Regions from separate parts of the Homo sapiens genome. Here region 2 is linked to region 1. A link is an interaction called in ENCODE POLR2A ChIA-PET data of the cell type or tissue named here. Cell type or tissue: A673. All regions are shown on one strand. Each heading gives the region's core, and the rest is flanking DNA. Links, peaks and the distances in the headings are about the cores only.

Region 1 (9,644 bases), core at 949-8,948:
GAGACAGTTTCGCCACGTTGCCCGGGCTTGCTCTCAAACTCCTGAGCTCAAGCAGTCTGCCCACATGGGCCTCCCAAAGTGCTGGGATTACCGGTGTGAGCCACTCTGCGCCCTGCCTCCAGAAAATGTATTCTTAGAGTGAATAGTAGAAGGGGATTATTCTGATCATGGAGATAATTGCCCCTTTGGACCTGACACTTATCAAAATACATCCAGAATGGTGTGTTCAATTTTGGGGACCGCAAATCAAGAGAGTCATAGACATCTGAGAGCAAATACAAAGCAGGGAAGCTGAGTTAGTGAAAGGTCTGGAAACCACTATACAGCTCACTATGAGGGAAGCTTTCTCTCTGGCACTTAGGACTGCTGGTGAGGGGAAGGGCTGCCCTATTAACCCATGCACTCCCTCTGGCCAAAGAGTGTTTGAGTAGAGGCAGCGGATCCACCACGAGGGTTGTGAGGATGGCCCCGCTGCTGTGTGTAGGCAGTTTAGGCAGCAGAGTTTTTGTCTTGATCGTGGAAAGCGATCTTTCCTTTCTTTTTGGTGTCTTCTGTGTGCAGAGAATGAGAGCAGGTGGGGAAAGTGATCTGTGGGGTTTTTTGGCTAACTGAAGTATATGAAGAGTTTTGGAGAAACATTAGTCTGTAGGATTTAACATTAACATGTGTCAACCTGCGGCTTTAGCCAAGATCCCAAGCCAGTTTCCTGAGGGCAGGGACTGCACCTTATAGACAGTGATGTCTGTGGGCCAAGACCTCAAATGGTGCCTCTACTTCCCCATTTACAGTTAGTGCTTGCCCTCCCTCGCCGTGTCTGATGAGAACAGTAATGACGTCCCCATATAAACTGTACCTGATTAATCCCTGCTTAGGGAGCTCAGAACAATTCCCATGAGAATCTTACAGTCAAATTGTAATGTGCACCAAAACTGACTGGCGGTGGGCTAAAATGCAGATTTGATTCCGTGAGATGGAGATGCGGAGCCTGAGGTTCTGCCTCTCTAGTGAGCTCTCAGGTGATGGTGATCCTGCTGGTTCAGGGCCCACCCTGAGTAGCCAGGGTCTAAACACAGCAGTCTGCAGAGTGTCTCCCATAGACCACTTGTAACAGCCCCCTGCCCCCTGCCCCAGCCTGCTTGTTTAAAATGCAGATTCCTAGGTTGTGCCTGTGATCTCTGCGCCCAGAACCTCTAGTGGTGGAGCTCAAGGATCAGCTTTCTAAACTGGCACTTCAGACGATTCTTCAGCACATTAAAGGTTTTGAACCACTGGTCTTGGGAAAATGGATAGGATGGGTTAGACCAGAGGAAGAAATTGGTCAGGGGGATGTAATGAATTTCACACATGGTTGTAGAAAATGGCCCACTTATGTAGCGCTTACGTGGGGAAGACCCGCTGAGAGTCTGTACTAGCTGGGTGATCTGAGGCGTAGCACTTAACCCCTTTAAGCCTTTCTTCCCTAAGGTGGAGACGATGTGATTTGATGAATCTTTTCCTGTCCCCTGGTCCTGCCTTATCTTTCCAGTCGTCCAGCATGCTCTGCCCACCCCACGCCGAGGTGCACTGACCATGAGCCTCAACTCCTCCCTCAGCTGCAGGAAGGAGCTGAGTAATCTCACTGAGGAGGAGGGTGGCGAAGGGGGCGTCATCATCACCCAGTTCATCGCCATCATTGTCATCACCATTTTTGTCTGCCTGGGAAACCTGGTCATCGTGGTCACCTTGTACAAGAAGTCCTACCTCCTCACCCTCAGCAACAAGTTCGTCTTCAGCCTGACTCTGTCCAACTTCCTGCTGTCCGTGTTGGTGCTGCCTTTTGTGGTGACGAGCTCCATCCGCAGGGAATGGATCTTTGGTGTAGTGTGGTGCAACTTCTCTGCCCTCCTCTACCTGCTGATCAGCTCTGCCAGCATGCTAACCCTCGGGGTCATTGCCATCGACCGGTAAGCATGCCTCAGACTTAGAGAATTGAGGGATTACTGACGGGCGCTCATCTGGTGCAGTGTCCCTCTGACTGCCTTAGTTCCCTGGAGAGTGTCAGGGGCCCTTGCTGGGGGAGGATGACCAGGTGGAGTTCTGCCTCTGGAGCCATCTCTTCAACCAAAGCACATCTCGTTTTGTCTGTGGATGTTACATACAATATTATATTTTAAAAAGAGCTTCCATCGCCTAAAATAAAACATTGTAGAAACCTCTGATTCTTGGTTTGTAGATGAAGAAGCCGAAGCCAAGGCAGGTTTCAGTTCCGGGCAGCACTGGGTCCAGGGCCTCTGACTCTGCTTCTCTTTCTCCCAGTGTGACCCCTGCTCTGTCTTGCTTTGGTGTTGACTAGTGCAGCCCGAACAGGGAACACCCTCACTGCCCACAGTCCAGGACTGAAAGGAGAGCAGGGGGAAGGAAGACAGCCAGAGAATACAGGCAGTGACACCGGGGAGAGGCCGTGTGCATTTGGAAACTCGGCTGCTCCCGCCCTCAACGTAGCTGATGCACGGGGAGGTCAGGCGCAGCTGATGTTCCTAAGCAGCATCTCGCGGGTTCTTCAGGGTCCCGCATTATGCTGTCAGATTTAGTTGTACAAGTCTTGTGGGCTTTGGCAGCGAGTTTCCCACAAATGAGTGCATTTATTAGAATTTTGCTAATGGCCACTGCGTTCATCACAGGCACAGGTTGGGCTTCATGAGGACAGGGAGGATAGATTCAAGGTCTGTGTCATTTACCAGGAATTGGGGAGGAGAGTAAGTAGTGGGGTTAGGGAAAACACAGAGTGGGGCTAGCCAGGGATATTGTCACTGGGTGACACAAGTCCCCGGGCTTTTTTGAGACTGTCAGTTTTTCAGTCGATGAGTGGTAGTGGAACTGTCCACTGGGAGCACAGACTGCACCTAGACCTGAGGCTGGAATCTGGCAGCTCTTTGTGGCTGCACTGGGGAGGCAGAACCAATGAAGCCATTGCTCAAAACAAATCAATTAGCTTCTCTTTTTTTTTTTTTTTCCCTGAGTAGTAGAGGTAATCCAGAAAATATAATGAATGAAATTAGAAACACATGATCTAACCATCAGAAACAATCACTGTTGATGTTTTTAGTATATTTGCTTCCAGTAATTTTTGGTTGTATACAGCAAATTTTTGAAATAGGCTTCTGGCTCCTATGGTTTTCTGTCCTCCTTTTTTCATTTAGGTGATGGTGAGCATTTTCTCTTATTTTCAAATATCCTTGAAGAAGGTGATTTTTCATGGTTACGAGGTATTCCATCCTGTGGAGGTATATAAATTATTTTCACAGTCCCCTGTTACTGGATTAGATGACTTCACATAGCTTGCTATTCACTATAGCATTCTGAGGAGCATGTGTGTTTGTGTAATTGCTATATTCTCAGTAACAGTAAACATGCTTTCAAGATTCTTGATATATAAAAGGCAAATGACCTTTCAGAAAGTTGTACAAATTTGTATTTCAGCAGCTGTTTGTCAATAGCCTATCAGGACTGATTATATAATTTTTTTTTAAAAAAAAGTTTGGAAGTTTGTTGGCAGTGGGGAGGAATGGGATCTTGTTGTTTTAACTTTTTTTTTTTTTTTGAATTATTAAGTTTTGAACATCCCTTTCTGGGCCCTGGGTCCCGTGGAACATGGAGTGAGGCTAAACAGCTTAGTTGCAGAGATGGAGAGCTGGTCTCTAAGTGCTCCTCTCAGAGCTGTCTCTATATGAATGCTCAGTAAACATGCCAGTCATCTGCAGGGATAGCTCCAGGAGACTGTAAGCTGCTTGCTTAAATCTGGGGTCTAGATGAGTGAGAATGAGATTTTCTACCAGCAAGCATGACAAATCCTCAAATCATGCCAGCAAAGTACTTCATCTGAGAGAGGGTTTACCTCTTTCAGGGCCTTATTTCACACTGGAAATATTGGTTGGATGTCTACTCCAGGAAAGGCCTGTGCCCAATCCTTGGAGTGGTGGGCTACAAGCATGAGCAGGACACAGACCCTGCCCACCAGGGGTTTACAGTTGAGTGGCAGAGGCTGACTTGTGGGCGCCGATTTAACACAAAAGTAGAAATAACCACCATCGACAACTCCACCAGCCACTGCTGCTGATGGGCTGGCAGTGAGTGCTTCAGGGAGAAGGTGGCATTTGAGCTAGGTTCCTAAACAGCAAGTAGGATAGCAGGTACGTAACAGGTGGAGAGGCCCCTTCTGACTGAAGGAGCAGCTTCTGTGTATTCACTTGGTAAGCAATTATTGAGCACCTATTATATGCCCAGCACAGTGGTTGGTGCTGGGAATACATAGCTGAATAAGATGAATAAACATGCTGAGGCCGAGCGTGGTGGCTCACGCCTGTAATCCCAGCACTTTGGGAGGCCGAGGTGGGTGGATCACCCAAAGTCAGGAGCTCAAGACCAGCCTGGCCAACATGGTGAAACCCCATCTCTACTAAAATACAAAAATTAGCTGGGCATGGTGGCAGGTACCTGTAATCCCAGCTACTTGGGAGGCTGAGGCAGAATCACTTGAACCCGGTAGGCAGGGGTTGCAGTGAGCCGAGATCATGCCATTGCACTCCAGCCTGGGTGACAAGAGCAAAACTCCATCTGAAAAAAAAGAAAAGAAAAGAAAAAGAAAGTAGAAGTGGAGAATAGCAAGGGCAGTGGGCGTGATTTTAACTATAAAATGTTACACGCTTGTCATATTCCAGGCACTGCACTATGTATGCCGTTTATCAACAGTTAGCTCAGCTAACCCTCATGGTAACCTTGTTAGCCCCGATTTTGCAGATGAGCAAAGTGAGGTTTTTGAGGCCTTAAGTAACTTGCCCAAGGTCACGTGGCTGGGAAGTAACTCTCCCAGTTCTGAGATGCCCGAGCCTGGACGCTTTGTCATTGTACACCATCAACTCAGTGCTGCCAGTCATTCCAGCAGCCAGCTAGCGTAGCTCAGGGTTTCTCCACCTTAGCACTGTTGACATTTCGAGCCAGATAATTCTCTGTGGTGAGGAGCTGTCCTATGCCTTGTAGGATATACAACAGCATCCTGGCCTCTACCCACCAGATGCTGGAACACCTCCCCAGTCGTGACAGCCCAAAATGTCTATAGACGTTGCCACGTATACCCAGGGGTTCCCAGCTGAGAACCTTAGCTAAAGAAACTGGCTGCATTAGGAGATATACCTAATGCTAAATGACGAGTTAATGGGTGCAGTACACCAACATGGCACCTGTATACATATGTAACAAACCTGCACATTGTCCACATGTACCCTAAAACTTAAAGTATAATAAAAATAAAATTTAAAAAAGAAAAAAAAAAAAAGAAACTGGCTGGACAGATGAACCCAAAGAGTCCATCTTGTAGCCCCATGAAAAGAGAGCAAAGACAGATATAAAAAGAATGGCTGCCTGGAGCGAAATTCACAGTTTGTCAATGTCCTAAACCAGCCAAGTGAAAGTAGGGCGTGCTGGGGACACCATTTGACCTGCCAGCGGTTCCACTGTGAACGTCCATTACTTAGAAGTCTGTAATGGTGGTCACCTCTATCATCGCTGCCAAGCTGCTGGAGTTCCAGGTCTGTGGAAATAGTTCTCATATTTTCATTCCACATCACAGAAGGTGAAACTCCAGGTCTAAAAATAGAATTTCAGTACATGAAAGTAGCTAGAACAATGGGATGGATAGGGCTAGCAAAGATGACTAGTGCTTTTAGGAGACTGTTCCATGGAAGTTAATGTGTTGCCCCTTTGTTAGGTGAAATTGGCTTAGATTCTGTTTCTGTTTTCACTGAAGACAACTTACTAAGAGCAGGGCTTGCTGTCAAAGTGGCTGGTCTTGTGGCAGGAGCCTGAAGCATCGGAAGCCCCTTCCCACATTACAACTTTTCAGTTACCTGTGACGTCATGAAAGCCTCTTTAGGGTTCAAGGGTCGTGATTGGGCTCATGTCTAAAAATGAGTTGGAGGAAAGATTGAGAGCCTCAAGACAGTTAAGAGAATAGAGAGCAAAGGAAAACCCCTCTCTTTTGGCCTGTATTATTAGCCCACATAGGAGTGGGGAGTTGCTTTTGTTGTTTTCCCTTAAATCTTCAACTAGGCTTAAATGAGGCTTCTGCTGCAAATAACGACTTTATAAATCTGTGATTGAGAACACATATACCCATTTTTTCCTGAGGAGATGCAGGACTGTTCTATATCCTTTTTTTTTTTTTTTTTTTTTTTGAGACAGGGTCTTGCTCTGTCACCCAGGCTGGAGTGCAGCAGTGGAGCAGTCATGGCTCATTGCAGCCTTGACCTCCTGGGCCCAAGTGATCCTTCTTCCACCTCAGCCTCCCAAATAGCTAAGTCTACAGGCACACACCACTATACCTGCCTAATTTTGTTTTTTATTTTTTGTAGAGATGTGGTCTCCTTATGTTGCCCAGTCTGGTCTCAAACTCCTGGCTTCAAGTAATCCTTCTATCTTGGACTCCCAAAGTGCTGAGATTACAGATGTGAGCCACTGCGCCTGGCTGGAATGTTCTGTATCTTGATAGAGGTGTAGATGCGTGCATTTCAATGTACATACATTTTATCCACACCAACCCCCCCCCCCCAAAAAAAAAACTTAAAAACAAAATAATCCCTGGAGGACGTGGCTGTACATGGGCAGGGCTGTGCCTGTGGGGCTTTTCTGCCTGTAGGAGGTGGACCTTGACTGAGCCAGCACCCAGCTTCACTGCCCCAGCTTCCTGATGGCACTCAGGATGCAGCTGGCAGAAATCAGTGTCATGTCACACTGGAACTCCCTGTGCCTGAACCTCAGTCAGTGAGTGATATGGGTACCATTTGTTACAATAAAGGAGAAGTCTTGCCATAAAGTAGTAATAATAACTGGGTGTTGAGAAGAGCCAGAAGGAAATCTGGCAGAGGACAGCACATTAATTGTAATCATTTTTATGGCCGCCAAACAGAGTCGGTGGAAGGAGGCCTACAGTGAACATTCACCAGGCCTGGCTCCCACAACCGGCCGTACACTACCGAGGTGACAGGGTGGAGCGTCTGTGTGCTCTTTAAAGGGATAGAAAAAAAGTAGAAATCTCTGCATTGTTTCTTTTGAAAAGTGAAGGAAACCTTCCTAGACCCACTGCTCCCCTCCCTGCAGTCCCCTAGCAACCCCCTCACATTTCATTTGCCAGAATGACGTCAGACAGGTCCGAGTCTCAGCAGGCCACCCACAAGGGGAAGAAGACCACCATGGGGCTTGTTCGCCCCCCAGGGCTCAAAAGGGCCAGTGTCCCCTGGGGGTCATCGCAGAAGCAGGAGCAGTGTAGGGCTTTCGTCCTCAAGGAGGAAGGGGGAAAGGTCGATGGCCAGTCCCCCATTGAAGGGTAGGCACCATCCGGGCCTTTTCCATGATCTTCCTCATTCGTTCCTAGGAGCAGACCTGTGATGTGGGTGCCAGAATTCCCATTTTCCAGATGAGGGAACTGAAGCTCTGAGAGGTTACATCAATTAGCTGAGGTCACATAGCTAATAGACATCAGAGCCTCCATCTGAACTTGAATTTCCAGCTCCAAAGGCATGCTTTTTCCCTTGGGCTGCACGGCCTTTGCAAGATGCAAGCCCAGATAGCAGCGAAAGACAGTAATCACCTTACCCAGCCACTGTGCAGTGATTCTGTAATAGACACCCTAATCACTGCGCAATCTTCTCCTCAGGCCGCATAGCCGGAAATGCTCTCTTTCCAGGATAGATCCTGGCCTGGGCTCAAGGCTCAGCTCAGAGCAGCCCCAGGCTCACCCCTGCTTAGGAAGACCAAGGAGGCAGCACCTCCAGTTAGCATGTGGCAGTTCAGCTGCTGGGGCCCAAGGGTGACTCAGGGCGGTCCCTGTGGAGGAGCCACCTTCCCAGGCGATGTGTGAGGCACATAGCCAGAGTCATTTCCCAACGTCCTGCCAGGCGGCATCAGTGTGGCCACCCGTCCCTTACACATGTTGCCCTCATGGGAACATCCTATTTCCCTTGGATAAAATGTCGGGGTTGGGAGGGTGGTGGTTGACTTTCAGCCCTGTGGTCTGAGTCCTCCCACCCTTTCCAGTTAAAGGGCCAGTCCTTAGCTGGGCCTACAGTCCTTAGCTCTGCATGCCCCGGCCCCGTCCACCCGGCCTGCTTCCTTCTCTCCTCCTCTCTCCATCCTGCACTCTCTCTCCTGCCAGGTGGAGCTCCATGCAGCCTCCCTGCTGAGCTGGTGCTCACTCACAACTCCATACCTCGCCAGGCTAGCTTTCTGCCTGGGGTGGTCCTGGGTCAGTGCCTCCAACGCTGTGAGACCTGGGTCTGGAGCATCACCTCCAACAGGAGCCTGCTGTGACCCTCTGTGCTGGACCAGAAGCCTGCCAGTTTGAATGGATAGCCCTCCTGGCCCACCTCCTACCTAGCAGCACTGAGTGATTCGGACCCGCCCCCTTGGCTGTGGAACAAGAAGGCTTACACAGAATTGCTGGGCGTGTGCACTGGGGATTGTAGAGTCAGATCGCCTGGCTTTCTGTCTTTCTCCCATGGGTCTGGGGTGTGTTATTTAGCCTTTCCCTGCTTTAGTTTCCTCATCTGTAAAATGAAGATAATGACATATCCGCTGCTCACAGTTGCTGTGAGGACTCAATGTGGCCCTTACCACTCCAGGCCCTGATACTTGGCTCAGGTGTCTGCCTCCCTCACATCTTCTCAACTGCATTTCCAGGAGGTAGCGCGGTGCTTGGCACATCGCAAGCCTTTGGTAAATGTCCATTGGTTGAATGAAGCCCGTAGTCCTTCAACATCATTCTGGTTCTTAATGATCCCTCTGAAAATTGATGTAAATGGATGATTCTGCTGTCAGCAGCAGCAGAATTGATCTGGCCCAATGCATAATCCCTCAGGACCTCTGTAGGTATCTTAAGACTGGCCACACCCCCAAATATGAGTGGGCTGTGGTGTGATGACTTGGAAACAGGACTGTTCGAGCTCTGTGTCTTGCCAGTGTTGAGCTCTTCTCTGTTAAAGAGCTCTGCAGAGCTGTGGAACACGATGCAGTCTATATAACTTGTCTGGGGAGACTTGGGAGAAGGTGCTGCTTTTAGAAACATCCAACCCAGTCATGGGAGCCCCTGACGCAGGAAGGCAGCGGTTTTCTCTCTCCGCTGACTTCTCTCTCTTGCCTCCCTCCATCCCTTTTCTAGCTACTATGCTGTCCTGTACCCCATGGTGTACCCCATGAAGATCACAGGGAACCGGGCTGTGATGGCACTTGTCTACATCTGGCTTCACTCGCTCATCGGCTGCCTGCCACCCCTGTTTGGTTGGTCATCCGTGGAGTTTGACGAGTTCAAATGGATGTGTGTGGCTGCTTGGCACCGGGAGCCTGGCTACACGGCCTTCTGGCAGATCTGGTGTGCCCTCTTCCCCTTTCTGGTCATGCTGGTGTGCTATGGCTTCATCTTCCGCGTGGCCAGGGTCAAGGCACGCAAGGTGCACTGTGGCACAGTCGTCATCGTGGAGGAGGATGCTCAGAGGACCGGGAGGAAGAACTCCAGCACCTCCACCTCCTCTTCAGGCAGCAGGAGGAATGCCTTTCAGGGTGTGGTCTACTCGGCCAACCAGTGCAAAGCCCTCATCACCATCCTGGTGGTCCTCGGT
Region 2 (9,644 bases), core at 623-8,622, 100 kb before region 1:
CTGCCCGGCTGCCCAGTCTGGGAAGTGAGGAGCGCCTCTTCCTGGCCGCCATCTCGTCTAGGAAGTGAGGAGCGTCTCTGCCCAGCCGCCCATCGTCTGAGATGTGGGGAGCGCCTCTGCCCCGCCGCCCCGTCTGGGATGTGAGGAGCACCTCTGCCCGGCGACGACCCTGTCTGGGATGTGAGGAGCCCCTCCGCCGGGCAGCCGCCCCGTCTGAGAAGTGAGGAGCCCCTCCGCCCGGCAGCCGCCCCGTCTGAGAAGTGAGGAGCCCCTCCGCCCGGCAGCCGCCCCATCTGAGAAGTGAGGAGCCCCTCCGCCCGGCAGCCGCCCGTCTGGGAAGTGAGGAGCGTCCCCACCCAGCCAGCCGCCCCGTCCGGGAGGTGGGGGGCGCCTCTGCCCGGCTGCCCCTTCTGGGAAGTGAGGAGCCCCTCTGCCCGGCCGCCACCCCGTCTGGGAGGTGTACCCAACAGCTCATTGAGAACGGGCCATGATGACGATGGCAGTTTTGTCGAATAGAAAAGGGGGAAATGCGGGGAAAAGATAGAGAAATCAGATTGTTGCTGTGGCTGTGTAGAAAGAAGTAGACATAGGAGACTCCATTTTGTTCTGTACTAAGAAAAAATCTTCTGCCTTGGGATGCTGTTGATCTATGACCTTACCCCCAACCCAGTGCTCTCTGAAACATGTGCTGTGTCCACTCAGGGTTAAATGGATTAAGGGCGGTGCAAGATGTGCTTTGTTAAACAGATGCTTGAAGGCAGCATGCTCATTAAGAGTCATCACCACTCCCTAATCTCAACTACCCGGGGACACAAACACTGCGGAAGGCCGCAGGGTCCTCTGCCTAGGAAAACCAGAGACCTTTGTTCACTTGTTTATCTGCTGACCTTCCCTCCACTATTGTCCTATGACCCTGCCAAATCCCTCTCTGCGAGAAACACCCAAGAATGATCAATAAAAAAATAAATAAAATAAAATAAAATAAAATAAAATAATAAAAAAGAAAATATGGTGTCCTGAAAATGCTATGTGTATGAGTGAGAATTGAGTTATTTTGAAGTGGTTTTTGAGTATTTCCTTATGAAAGTCAAATAAGGGAAATAATTCAGTAATAAAAAAATTTATTTCCATGCTTAAAAAAAAAAATAACCTACAATGACCTCTAAGTGTTCAAGTGAAAGGAAGAGTCCCATGTCTTTCACTTTAAATCAAAGGCTAGAAATGATTAAGCTTAGTAAGGAAGGCATGATAGGATGAAAGCCAGACATCTTGTACGAGTTAGCCAGGTTGTGAATGCAAAGGAAAAGCTCTTGAAGGAAATGAAAAGTGCTACTCCAGTGAATACATAAATGATAATAAAGCAAAACAGCCTTACTGCTGATACTGAGAAAGTTTCATTTACCATTCTCAAAATCCTAGAGCTGAGAATTATGATCAGTTGCTACCACCTGTGCTCTACAACAAAGCCTGGATAACAGCACATCTCTTTACAGCCTCGCTCACTAAATATTTTAAGCCCAGTATTGAGACCTACTGTTCAGAAAAAAAGATTCTTTTCAAAATATCACTGCTCATTGACAATGTAGCTGGTCAACCAAGAGCTGTGATAGAGATGTACAAGGAGATGAATGCTGTGTTTTCATGCCTGCTGACACAATATACAATCTGCAGCCCATGGATCAAAGAGTCATTTCAACTTTCAAGTCTTATTTCTTAAGAAATACATTTCATAAGGCTATAGCTGCCATAGATAGTGATTCCTCTCATGGAACCAGGCAAAGTCAATTGAAAACTTTCTGGAAAGGATTAACCATTCCAGATGCCAATTTGTGATTCATGGAAGGAGGTCAAAATGTCAACATTTTAACAGGAGTTTGGAAGAAGTTGATTCCAACCCTTGTGGATGACTTTGAGAGGTTCAGGACTTCAGTGGAGGAAGTCACTGCAGATGGGGTGGAAATAGCAAGAGAACTAGAATTAGAAGCAGAGCCTAAAGGTGTGACAGAATTATTGCAAATTCATGACAAAACTTTAACAGGATGAGGAGTTGCTTCTTATGGATGAACAAAGAAAGTGGTTTCTTGAGATGGAATCTACTGTTGAAGATACCGTAAGCATTGTTGAAATGGCAACAAAGGATTAGAATATTACATATACTTAGTTACTTAGCTGATAAAGTAGTGGCAGGATCTAAGAGGGTTGAATGTCTTTTTTTTTTTTTTTTTTGAGACGGAGTTTCACTCCTGTTGCCCAGACTGGAGTGCAATGGTGTGATCTCTGCTCACCGCAACCTCCGCCTCCCAGGTTCACATGATTCTCCTGCCTCAGTCTCCCGAGTAGCGGGGATTACAGGCATGTGCCACCATACCCAGCTAATTTTGTATTTTTAGTAGAGACAGGGTTTCTCCATGTTGGTCAGGCTGGTCTTGAACTCCCAACCTCAGGTGATCCGCCCACCTCGGCCTCCCAAAATGCTGGGATTGCAGGTGTGAGCCACCACACCTGGCCGTTGATGTCTTATTTTAAGAAATTGCCACAGCCATCATCAGTCAGCAGCCATCAACTCAAAGCAAGGTCCTCTACCAGCAAAAATACTGCTACTTGCTGAAGGGTCAGATGATTATTAGCATTTTGTTTTAATAAAGCATTTTTAAATTAAGATACGTATGTTGTTTTTCTTTAGACATAATGCTATTGCACACTTAATAGACTATGGTATAGTGTAAACATAACTTTCATATGCACTCGTTAACAAAAAAATTCATGTGACTTGCTTTATTTGTTTTATGGCAGTGGTCTGGAGCCACACTGTAATATTTTCAAGGTTTGCCTGTACATCAGACTATTTGATCTTGCTCCACAGTTCTTGGATGCTCTGTCCTGTTTCCCCACCACTACTCTCTTTTGCTTTGTCTGTTTAGATACTTGCTATTGACCTCTTTTCAAGTTCATGAATTCTTCAGCTGTATCAAGTTTGAAGAAATCCGCTATCTCTGATATTGTAGACTTTTTTTTTTTTTTTGACACAGAGTCTTGCTCTGTTGCCCAGGCAGGAGTGCAGTGGCACGATCTCAGCTCACTGCAACCTCTGCCTCCCGAGTTCAAGCAATTCTCATGCCTCAGCCTCCCGAGTAGCTGGGATTATAGGTATGTGCTACCACGCCTGGCTAATTTTTTGTATTTCTAGTAGAGCTGGGGTTTCCCCATGTTAGACAGGCTGGTCTCAAACTCCTGGTCTCAAGTGATCTACCTGCCTCGGCCTCCCAAAGTGCTGGGCTTACAGGTGTGAACCACAGTGCCTGGCCAAGCTTTTTATGTGTATATATCTGGTGTTTCCATTTTGCCCTTTTTTACCCACTTCTCTGCTGAAATTCACTATCTGTTTGTTATTTCCCACCTTTTCCACCAGATATGTTAATATATTAACTGATTGTCTTAAGGTCTGCTAGTCCCAACCTCTGTTTCATTTCTGAATTGGATTTTGTTGGTTTTTGATTGAATGCCAGACTCATGTGTATAACAGAAGGAATAAGGTAGATTGTGTTACACCTGGAAATGCACACACTTCTGTCAAACTGATATAGTTTGGATGTCTGTCCCTTCCAAATCTCATGTTGAAATGTGATTCTCAATGTTGGAAGCAGGGCCTGGTAAGAGGTGTTTGGGTCATGGGAGGGATCCCTCATGAGCAGATTAGTGCCCTCTTTGGGGTAATGAGTTCTTCATTAGTTCACGTGAAAGCTGGTTTTTTAAAAAGAGCTTGGGCCAGGCACGGTGGCTCATGCCTATAATCCCAGCACTTTGGGAGGCCGAGGTGGGTGGATCACTTGAGGTTAGGCATTCGAGACCAGCCTGGCCAACATGGTGAAACCCCATCTCTACTAAAAATACAAAAATTAGCTGGGCTTGGTGGCGCATGCCTGTAATCCCAGCTACTCAGGAGGCTGAGGCAGGAGAATCGTTTGAACCCAGGAGGCAGAGGCTGCAGTGAGCTGAGATGGTGCCACTGCACTCCAGCCTGGGCGACAGGCTGAGATGCTATCTCAGTAAATAAATAAATAAATAAAATAGATAAATAAATAAAAAGAACTTGGCATCTCTCTTGCTCCTGCTCTTGTCATGTGACACATCAGCTCCCCTTTCCTTCTGCCGCAAGTAAAAGCTTCCTGAGGCCTAACCAGAAGCAAATGCTGGCACCATGTTTCTTGTATAATCTGCAGAACCATGAGCCAAAATAAACCTCTTGTCTATAAATTATCCAGCCTCAGGTATTCCTTTGTAGCAATGCAAAATGGACTAACACAGAGACCATTAGTTTGGAAATTGTGTCAATGTAGACACCAGTTTTTAGGGGTTTGGGTTGGATTAATGCTGTCACTATCTTCAGTATACTACAGGCTTCAAATTCTTCCAGTGGTTGACTGCTGTTACCTTATGCTTACAGTGCACCTGGAGTACAGGAGGACTTTTCTGAGTCCCACCCTCAATTTTCAGGGATCCCTGTATGCCTACACCACAGAGAGGATCTATATTTACACCCTTGCTGCTTCCTCAACAGACTGGTTTTCCTTGTTACTTAGTGCTAGGCTTATAGCAGAGACAGGGGGTTTTTTGTCCTTGGCTAGCCTCGGTCTTAGGCAGGCTTTGTGTGCCTGGCCTTCAGGGATGTGGCTTTCTCAACATTCCTGCACCATTTCTCAATAGTAGTCAAAATCTGTTTCAAATCTATTGTTGGTCTTGTGCAACAATTTCATGCTCATTCCCCACTGGGAGCAGACCTCTTTATGTTATCCATGTGGCTTCCTGGGCCCAGATTTTCTGCCTATCCTCCAAGGTCAATTTTTGCTTCTACTCTTCCAGCAGTAATATTGTTTTCCTGTGTCCTGAAGGCAGAACATTTCCTACCTCTCTCTCAAAAGCAGATGGGTTTTGTCTACATTCCTACCCCAGAGCAATGAATTTCTGCCTGGGCCCTAGGAATGATTGTTGTTCCTCCCTACAATAGCCTAAGGCTTTTGCATCATTCAAGAGAAGAGCTTGAAAGCAGGCAGAATTTCATGGCAGCCAACTACCTTCTGTTTGCTTAAACCACCTACTGAGACTTTCTGGTTCCACACCCTGCTTCCAGTCTTTCTTAAGTCCTGGTGTAGGCCCTTGGGAAAGAACTTGTGAGTGTGTATGAAGTTCCCTTATTTCAGATTCTTGGCTATTCCAAACTGGTATGCTAGCCCACATGTACACTTTAGGAATTTCTTAAAATTTTTGCCAATATTTTACCTGTTTATATAAAGGCCATCTCTTTCTCTTGGGTTCTTCCTAAGGTTAAACAGTCAGTATGTCCCATCTCTCCTTGTAGGGCTTATCACTCTTTGGGATTTGGTTTGTTTGCCTTGTAATTTCAGTTCTTTGATATGTTCAAGAAAAAAAGCTTTAATTTTATAGATGACCCAGCCTTTTCTCCTTGTTAAAATGGGAATGACAGTCTCTTGAGGTTTTCCACATCTTCTTGAGAAGCAGAGCTCTGACTACCTCTACTAAAGTTAGTTGATTTTCTGTTACTCTCTTGTCAGTATCATTTCCATCACTGCACATATTAAAATTAGTAATTTTTTTACTTTGTCTCCTCCATTAGACTTTAATCCTATAAAAACATATACTACATCGCTTCATTGTTGTAATCTATTATACCTAGCACCATAATTGTACATATAGTACTCAAAACTAATACATACGACAGGTATTCATATTTTCAAAAACCAAAAACATTAACCCAACATACAGAAAATACTGTTAAAAAACATCCATGGAAATATTGATGAACAGAGGGAGAGGAGAGGCAAGAGCCCAAATGCAAACTGGGAAATTGTATTCTGAACCATCAGTTAGGTTTTAATTTATAACCTGCCTGGAGACTGTCTACAGTGTTGACTGAGTTCAAAACATAAAGCACAAATAAGAAAAGTATACCCCAAACCACACTTCTTTAATTAAGCTCTAAGAAAAACTCAAATAAATGAAATAGTAAAACTTTGATCAGTAATTCCTTATTGTTTATTCTCCTCTTACAAAAAGACACTTGGGACAAATAAATACAAAATGGCATATATCATATTTAGCAATGGGCAAATACACATTTTCTTGGTATTCTCCACAAGAATAAACTAATAAAATTTTCAGAGGCATACTCTTCTACCCATCTCTTACCCTCTAAAAAAAAAAAAGGCAATTATTTTAATTCCCTGTAATTTTTAACAATGAATTCTCAAAATAAGTAATCTAGGACTATTCAGGGACCAAGACATCTGAATCAACAAGTTAAAAAAAAAATGTCTGTATACACACACACACACACACACACACACACACACACACGATGTTGCCCAGAAGCTCCAATTAATGAAGAGTCTTAAAAGTTTTTCATTTCATATAGTTTGCATGAATAGAGCCTGTTCTATTCTAATCTCAATGGCAAATAATATAAAACAGAAAGCTGAACACAACATGTGTGTGTGTGTGTGTGTGTGTGTCTACTTTTCTGTCCTAAGAGAAAACATTAAATACAGGTATATTTAATATACAGTGAACATACCATGTGTTTTCTTAAAGCCAACAAAATCCTGATTTCCTATAGCTTGGAGGTGATACAGAAGGCAGAAGACAAATATCAAATTTAGCTAATAAAATATACCCTGCCTATTGGCTCCAGCAATACACTATAGAGTTTGAGCAATGACGGATACCCAAGTGTATATGTTTTGTTAAAATTTATCTTCAGGCTAATACCTGAAGAGGTTGGCTAATACTTTAAATCAAATATTCTTACTTAATGATTTATCCATCAAATGGAAATATGTACAACATATTTCAAATCAGAAAAGGGGTGAATTTTCCCCCTGCCCTTCAAAAAAATATTTTTAAAAATCCACTTGAAATAATTTCTTATTTGATGCTTTTTAATCACTTTCCACTTTATGACAACCATTTTTCTAGAAAGGCAGACAAGAATATAAAATGACTAAGGGGTCACTATGAAAACAATCAAATGGATTTGAAATTTACTTCTGTGTATTTTCTGTACTCCCTAAGTCTTGTGCTAATTAATTACATTTTACTTCATCCCCTGTAATGTTACAAATATGCACCTTAAAATAGAAAAACTTGCTTTTATATTTTAAAACCCCCTCCTCCTTACCTATCTTCCCAAATATTTTAAGCAGAAAATTAATCTTGTTGCTTTAAGGATTGATGTAATATTTGCGAAAAACAACCCCTAATAAACCCTTTAGACTTTTTCGAACCAGCACCAAATTTAAGGGGTTTATTCACTCTGAGGTTGCATGGAAGATGGAAATTAAAAATATCAGTATAAGTAGAACCACATTTAAGAAAAAGCACCTAAAGATGGAGGACAGATAATTCTAACATCCTACACACACACAGTGGTAAACCATATTCATGTTTCTATGTATGTAATAAGTTCTCCAAAAATCTAGGTATTTTTGGTTCTGGTACTAAGTCTAAATTTTTTTTTTTTAAATTTCAAAGGCAATTTAAAACTGGGGGGAAATACATTTTTAAAATTTTGGGGTTGAAGTTCACTACACTATGAGACTAATTTCGTATGTGGCAAGTTGCAACTCTCCAAAGGTGTGAATAAACATCAGAAAGCCCAAAGTGAAGAGCCAGTACATCAACATGCATGATCAGGAATCCTATGAAAGTCACAAGGCATTGGGATTTGGTGATTTACATTAACCTCCTCCTGGTAGAAGATAGTGTTTCATGATGAATGCAGACTGTGCTCACTGCTCATGAGACACACACATCACTACTGCTGAGGTCCCACTTTGTGATAATTTAGAAATCATCCAAATTTAACTCCAGAAAATATAAATCTGGAATATGAATGTGAAGACAGACAGTACAAACAGCAGTTGAGTGAAACCTGCCTGTAACGATCTTTATTTTTTTTTCCTTTAAGGCTACAGAAAATCTGTACATAAACAAGGCAATTAATTCTCATAATAAAAATAACCCCTTACAAATAGCCAAGGTGTCCAGTCAGATTCCATAGTGAGTATATGTTGTATCACATTTTATTCCACTTGTGTACTTTTTTGTGAGTCTGCTGGGTTAGGATCAATTCTTTCTGGAAATATTAGCTTCTCACAAACTGCTTCCTTTATTGGTAAATACTGGGATATTTCATTAGGTTCCGTGAAGAGGGAAGGTGGAACATGCTAGGAAATACATAAATCATATTAGCATATTCAGTTACTGTACTGAAATTTTTTACAAATGTTTTGGTTCAAGCATTCATAAAGCATGGAAATTTTAAAATCAGGTGCAATATATGCATATGTGCTCCTAAAAATAATAGGTATTTCTTGATACGGAATCATTCAACTTTGTTACTGAATGATTTCATCAAAGATCACAGGGTTATATAATCTATAATGTTCCCACAAATGTCCTAAGAATTTAATACATCTTAATCCAACCCTATGTATCTCCTGCTTTTGTAACTTGAAAACACTAGTCTTCGGTTAGAGCACAGCATGTAGTCTACAATAGAATCTAAGTAGTAACTTTTCTGTTCCAAGTATACTCTATACCCAGACAGAAGTACATACTAAGCGTGAAAAAATAAAATCAAGTTTATAGGAAGGTACCAATTTTTAAGCAACCCATTATAGAATCCTAAGTTCTAAGGAAGGCTTCACAGGTCCCGGGGAGTAAAAAATAAAGAAAAATGATGCCAAAACAAACAAATTATGGTACAGAATCACCACATTTTCGGAAGAGAAAAGGAGACTATGTAGAAAGAAATAAGGCGGCAGGGTGGTAAGTGTAAAGAACATCCATCACCAGCCAGCTATGTGACTCAGAGTAAGTCACACCTCTGGGTTTCAATTTCTCTAGAACAAAATGTGAAAATTAGATTAGATGAGGCTTAAGTACCTAGCAGCTCTAAATGTTCTTGTATTTGAGGTAAGGTCAGAAAAGTTATGCTCCCATAGAATTTATCCTATAGAGCCCCATTAGGTGAATGAATGGGTTTAGGGATGTAAACTTGGGTGGTTGGGGTCAGGGGTATATGCTACTTAAATTAAAATGAAACATTAAAATTAACTTCTAAAAACTGAAATTTAAGTACTTGCCATCAAACTAGAAATTTTGCTTTCTCGTGACGTATATTCTCGTAACATGTAGGTCTTGTCAGCCTGTATTTAAAAATAAACAGTTGCAATAAATTTAATTATACTGATTTACAAAATCCTTTGTATTAAAAACAGACTGCCTACATTTTAGGATAGGTTGTCAAAACAGCATGCAGTCTAAAGAGAACATCTTGTTCTACACTGAGATAACTCCTATTTAACTCAAATTGGATTATTATTTCCAATTTCTATACATTATAATGATGATACACATATGTAAACAGATTTTATAATTACCATGTAAGAGAAACATAGCAAAGATTTTACTTTGAAAGAATATGTATATAAATGAATAATGTATATAATGAATTTGTATAAATGAAATATGCAAGAGATTTTAAAATTACTTCAAGTTTGAAACATCTTTCCCTTAAGCTATCTTATCATTTACCTACGTAATTGTGCTACTTTTATGTTGCAAAA

What was found. ChIA-PET counts read pairs that join two places held together with the same protein. Peaks named below come from ENCODE experiments on the same cell type or tissue, not always from the same donor. Only the 100,000 strongest peaks of a DNase experiment are listed, where the experiment ranks them.
Region 2: POLR2A ChIA-PET joins it to region 1 with 9 read pairs; 3 of 35 experiments call an interaction of 5 or more read pairs at or near these places.

Annotation. Positions count from the first base shown.
Region 1 is chr1:168,096,776-168,106,419 of GRCh38, reverse strand. It overlaps GPR161 (G protein-coupled receptor 161), which reads left to right. Exons shown (of 6, transcript NM_001375883.1): 2 at 1,526-1,943; 3 at 9,188-9,644. The coding sequence starts at 1,570. Among named protein-coding and RNA genes, the nearest start is that of GPR161, 35 kb to the left of the region's middle. RefSeq lists enhancers at 9,003-9,503, 9,504-9,644. In A673, for the core only: no CTCF peak of the experiment used is centred there; no DNase peak of the experiment used is centred there.
Region 2 is chr1:168,198,499-168,208,142 of GRCh38, reverse strand. TIPRL (TOR signaling pathway regulator) reads right to left here. Exons shown (of 7, transcript NM_152902.5): 6 at 9,162-9,224; 7 at 6,034-8,240. The coding sequence ends at 8,097. Among named protein-coding and RNA genes, the nearest start is that of SFT2D2, 23 kb to the left of the region's middle. In A673, for the core only: no CTCF peak of the experiment used is centred there; a DNase peak (open chromatin) is centred at 4,722; H3K27ac peaks cover 1,473 bases.